Linked DNA regions of Homo sapiens: region 2 is linked to region 1. Evidence: read pairs that join two places in POLR2A ChIA-PET (ENCODE). Cell type or tissue: A673. All regions are shown on one strand. Links, peaks and the distances in the headings refer to the core of each region. The heading gives the core; the rest is flanking DNA. Region 1 overlaps PRKCB (protein kinase C beta). Region 2 overlaps PRKCB (protein kinase C beta).

Region 1 (2,809 bases), core at 290-2,789:
GAGGGCATATCTGTTGCCATAGCAACACAAAGATGCTGGAGCATATGTTGGATATTCTTTGCTTGGAAAATGTGGTAATTGAGGTTAAGAACTCCAAGAAACATGGAACAACCAAAGTCCTTGGAAATCTGTTTGCAAAGACAAAGTTTGAGACTGTTTGTCATGTTCTCTCAGATCCTATGCCCTAGCCCTTGTAGTGCAATTTCTTCTCTCCTCCCTAGCAAAATAGGCAGGGGAGTTTGGGGAGACTGCCCTACTCAGTATGCAGCTCTGAGTGTTCATGCAGACTGAAACTTGATACTCAACTTGCAGCCAAGAAGATGGTGTTTCCCATATTCTATCTATCTGCTGAATGTTTCTGTTGCCTAAGACAGAAACTCAGCTCAAACTGACTTATATGAAAAGGAAAATTTTGGGTCCTTGAAATAGAAAAGGCCTAAGGGTTGACTTGGCTTCAAGCACAGTGAATCAAAGTTCTAAATAATGTCCTCAAGAACCTGTTTCTCCCCTTCTTGGCTTAGCCTTTGTCTGTGTTGATTTTATTTTCAGGAAGGCTTGTCTCCTATGCGAGCATGGTGGCTGCAACACCTTTAATCTTATATCTTATCAGTGCTGCAGTGCAGTAACAAGAGCTAAAGTCTCATTAGACCATGAATCACATATTGCCAGAAGAATGGGTTATGCTGATTGGCCAGGCCTGGGTATATGCTGCTGTGGTGTGAATGTTTTGTTTCTCCAAACTTATATCCTGAAATCCTAACACCCAAGGTATGGTGTTAGAAGGTGGGCCCCTTGGGAGGTGATCAGTTCATGGGGGAAGAGCCCTCATAAATGAGATAGTGCCCCTATAAAAAAGACCCCAGAGATATCCGTCACCCCTTCTACCATGTGAGGTTGCAATGAGAAGACAGTTGTGTATGAGAAAGTGAGCTCTCACTGGAGACCGAATCTTCCAGTGCCTTGATCTTGTACTTTCTAGCCTCCAGAACTGTGAGGAATAAGTTTATCATTTAAAAATCACTCAGGTTTTGGTATTTTGTTACAGCAGCCAGAAGGGACTAGGACAGAAAATTTTGGTACTAACAGTGTATAGAGGAACAAAATTTTAAGGATGGGTTTTCTGAATTGGTTTCGGGGATTTGGTAATTGGCTGCCAAATCTGATTAGATTTAAGAATGCTAATTACCCTATTTCTAGTAGTAAAGAGAGCCTGGATAGTCCGTGGCATGATCTGTTTATAGAGATACACAAATCATCTGCATTGGATACTCCTAATCAACCATTTATAAGAAGCAAGGAGCCAAGTGATTCGATATATGATACCCAAACACTTTTGGAAAACTAAGGCATATAATGACTTGCTCCTAATGTCTCTGGACAAAGTGGAGAAAGAAAAAGATGAGCTCAGGGATTTGAATTCCCAGCTCAAAGAGTTTCATAAATGATCTAAGAGCTTCTAGGTGTGCCCTGAAGGAGAGCCTTCTAGCCTGTAGTTGCAGGGCTGAAATTTCTGAAAATTAAATGCACAACCTCATCCTGCAATTGGCTGAATTACAATGCAAATTGGACTCCCCACCACACAGGGTGTCTGCTCTAAAAGCAAGGGCAAGGGCATTGATCAGAAAAGAATGGGATCCCATAAGGTGGGAAGACTCTGATGAAGACCCTAATGAAGCTGGGGACATTGAGCCCCTAAATTCTGACAAGTCTTTTTTTTACCAGTGGAAGTGGCCTCCTTACCTCAAGCAAAAGTGTCATCCCCACTCAGGGTGGCATTGGCCTTTCCATCTTGTCTAAGGGAACTAACCCTGCATTGCCCTAAGAAACAGTAATGGCTTTCCCTGAGGCAGTTGCCATGCCAGGCAATGCTGATTCTTGTCAGCACCGAATCCCACCACCCCTTCAAGTCCTAGCAGGCTCCTAAACGTGAGATGCACTGTGTGACCCACGGGGAGGTATGCTATACCCCAAAAGAACTATTTGAGTTTTCTAATTTATACAAGCAGAACCATAGGGAATATGCATGGGAATGATATTAAGGGGGTAGGATAATGGTGGAAGTAACATGAAGTTGAATCAGGCTGAATTTATTGATAGAAGTTCACTAAGCAGAGATTCTGAATGTAATGTTCCAGCTTAAGGAGTTAGGAAGGGCTCTAACAGTTTAGCTGGTTGGCTGAAACATGGATTAAAAGATGGCCTATCATGAGTGAGTTGGAGATGCCTGACCTCCCCTGGTTTAATGTAGAGGAAAGGATTCAAAAGCTTAGGGAGATTAGAATGCCAGAGTGGATTTGTCATTTAATACCCGCTCACCCATGCTGGGAAGGTCAGACATACCTTTAAGAAAGGTATGTCTCTGTCAATACTTTGAGAAATATATTTGTGAGGGGAGCCCCAGCGTCCTTTAAGAGCTCTGTGATCCCTCTTCTCTATAGACCAAACCTTACTATGGGAACCACAGCCACTTAATTGGAAAACTTAAATGCAATGGGAATAATTGGGTCCTGGAGTATCAGGGGCCATTTGGTGGCACTCAACTGTTAAAGGCAAGGTAGGTGCGGTTACCTTAATGGATCGCAGAGTTACAACAACAATCGGAATAGCCTGACTCATGCAGACCTATGGCACTGCCTAATCATGGTGTTGCTAGAAGTGAAATAGGTGGGAAGCCTACTAAATTCTTACTTGATCTGTATAGCAGAAAAATTCTAGGTGAAGTGAACAGAAGTCTAACTTGAATCATAAAAATAGAGAATCATAGCCCCTCAGTCCATTCCCAGACTTGAGCCAGTTTATAGACCCAGAA
Region 2 (2,809 bases), core at 258-2,757, 91 kb before region 1:
CCTGGCCTCAAGTGATCCTCCTGTCTCAGCCTCCCAAAGTGCAGGGATTACAGTTAGGTATGGAGAGAGAAGGAAATAAGGAAGACACAGTTATTACTCTTTAGGACCCATAATTTAACTCAAGTGATTTTGCCCCCAGGTGGTATTTGGCAATGTCTGGAGACATTTTGTTTGTCACAACTTGGGGTGGTGGGGGTTGCTACTGGAATCTAGTGGGTAGAGGCCAGGGATGCTACTGAACAAAATATACAAGACAGCCTCACAACAAAGAATTGACCAGTCCACAGTGTCCACAGTGCCATGGTTGAGAAACCTTGATCTAACTGCTTATGACATACCACTTCCATAAAGCCGAGAGATATCAATTCTTATGCAGTTATCACTGTGTACAGGAAATTGTGTGTTTGTACATGTGTGTGCATGAATGTGTAGATATAAAGGGATAAAACCTTTATCTTCCTTTCCTAGGTATTTTTACCTCTGTATTATCAATTGAAATAATTTGTTTTTGAATATACAATGCAAAGTTTGAAATCCTACAGGTACAACAAGGTATACAGTGAATAAAGAATCTCCCCATTCCACTTCTGTCCTCAAGTCTTCAGTTCTCTGGAGGAGTACTACTGTCATTAGTCTCCTATATATTAGTAGAGAGACATTCCGCATATGAACCTTATACCCTTAGTAGCACCTCACACATATTTTTTTCCTTGTTGCCTTTTTTTTTCCTATGTGATGACGTATCTTAGAGATATTTTCATATCAGCGCATATAGAGCAGCCTCATTCATTTTAACAGCTGCACAGGTTTTTTTTTTTTTTTTTTTTTTTTTTTTTTTTGTGGCTGTCCCATACGGTCTTCTGTTGATGGGCATAGGTTATTTCTAGTCTTTTGCATAACAAACAGTGCTGGAGTGGATCTCCTTGTACCTAACTGTGGACACACATGTGCAAGTACGTCTGTAATCCAAAATCCTGCAAGAGGAATTTCTAGGTTAAGATGGCATGTGCATTTTAAATTTGGCTAGAGATTTCTGCAGTGATGTCTGATCCTGTGCACCGTGCATTCATCATGTGACCCATTTCTAGTCCTTCTTGACCGCCCCCTCTCCTATGGGGATCCTGAGCTGATAGGGTCACTTCTGTCTCTCCCCCACACTGGAACAGCTCTCTCTAATCTACAAGATTAATTTTTTTTCCTAATCAAAACACAATTGCCAAGGATAGTTTGAAAAATATTAATTGTGTCTGTCATCCTGGGGCTCTGAGCACGTGAGCGTTTGGGATATAATCTTTGCAAATTGCCTATAGTTCATACAGCACAGCAAGAGCCTCTCTCTCTGCAGCCAGTCCTTTATGATCGATCATACCCACCCCCTCTCCCAATGGGCTGTATCCTAAGGGTAAGTAGACAGCATGGGTTCTCTTGCTTAAAAAAAATCGTTAACTCAACGGGGGCGCCTGCTGCTTGATTGGGAGTATGTCGGCATTTAGAGCCTGCTGGCTGCAATCTCACTACGCAGACTGGAAGTTGTGGGGTGTTTTTATCAGCAGGAAACAGCTTTGAGAGCGGAAGGGGAGTGAGAGTAGATGGATAGATGAGGGAATTCGAAGAGGAGGAAGCCGTGGGAGAAATGTCTTCTTTTAAAGACAGACAAGGCAGATTTCTCCAGCCCATCTCTCTGGAATGTCAAGTAGGAATGAAATGGGAAGTTGGGTTAATTCTACCAGGCCTGCCCAGCAACCAGCCTGTTCAGGTTCCCCAGGAGTTGCAGCCTGTTGTCTGAGACTGTGAGGTTCTCTTCCCTGAAGTGTCTTGTGGGAATTGGCTGGTGGCAGCATTTTCTCTGAGGTCCCAAAAATTCGAGTGGTCAAGAAGACACCCTGCAATGATCATTCCCCAACATTGGAGGCCATAAAAGTCAGTCTGGGTTTGCAAATACACACTGGAAGTCTCAGAGCTGGTGCAGACATCTCAGAGCTGGTGCAGACAGACACTGTGGCTGAGTGTGTGTGCCTTGTTCGTTATGGTTTCACTGCTACTGGATTGGTACCTGGTACACAGTAGGCACTGAAAAAATATTCACTGAAAGAAAGAGAAAACTTGATGGCAGTTGTAGGTCTGGGTCTGTTGGAATTTTTACCCCCAGGAAGAGATTTGATTTTAACTCAAAGCCAGTTGATAAACAGCCTCACCCAGCAGACAGAGGGCAGCTTGGGGGAAACTGGAGGGTATGTAGGGTGGGGTGGGGCTCTTATCTGTATGGACAATGCCATATATTTTCTGAAACTTGGATTTTTCTCCTTATAAGGGAGAAGATCCAAGAAGACAATGAAAAAACATTTGCCCCTGCCTTTAGAAAAAATAACCTTTTAATTTTTGGAATAATTTCAGATTTTTAGAAAAGTTGCAAAACATTTACAGAGAGTTCCACTGCATACCCCTCACCCAAAGTTTCCCCCTAATGCTAACATCTTATGCAACTGTGATGCCTTTGCCCCTACCATTTTGAGGTTAACAATTAAGTTAGTATAATACTTATTCTGTACCGAGCTCTATTCTATATCATTTTCCTGCAGTTGTTTATTTGACCCTTTCAGCATCCTTTGAGGAATAAGCACTGTTATAGCAGTCCCCATTTTACAGACGGGGAAGCTGAGGCTCAGCTAGACTCTAGCTAGTGTTCGAAACCTAAGTTGTCTGGCTCCAGTCTCTCACCCCTCACCATTATTATCTGCACAGTAATGATGGTAACTGTCATCTCTTGATGATAATGCGTTCAGGAACTGAGCTCAAAAGTTTTTCCCTC

The links. ChIA-PET counts read pairs that join two places held together with the same protein. Peaks named below come from ENCODE experiments on the same cell type or tissue, not always from the same donor. Only the 100,000 strongest peaks of a DNase experiment are listed, where the experiment ranks them.
Region 2: POLR2A ChIA-PET joins it to region 1 with 12 read pairs; 3 of 35 experiments call an interaction of 5 or more read pairs at or near these places.

The regions. Positions count from the first base shown.
Region 1 is chr16:23,991,191-23,993,999 of GRCh38, forward strand. All of the region lies in intron 3 of PRKCB (protein kinase C beta), which reads left to right. Among named protein-coding and RNA genes, the nearest start is that of PRKCB, 160 kb to the left of the region's middle. In A673, for the core only: no CTCF peak of the experiment used is centred there; no DNase peak of the experiment used is centred there.
Region 2 is chr16:23,899,912-23,902,720 of GRCh38, forward strand. The region is part of intron 2 of PRKCB (protein kinase C beta); the gene reads left to right. Among named protein-coding and RNA genes, the nearest start is that of PRKCB, 65 kb to the left of the region's middle. RefSeq lists an enhancer at 1,480-1,624 and a cis regulatory region at 1,543-1,560. In A673, for the core only: a CTCF peak has its summit at 1,454; DNase peaks (open chromatin) are centred at 1,010 and 1,500; H3K4me3 peaks cover 1,731 bases; H3K27ac peaks cover 2,500 bases.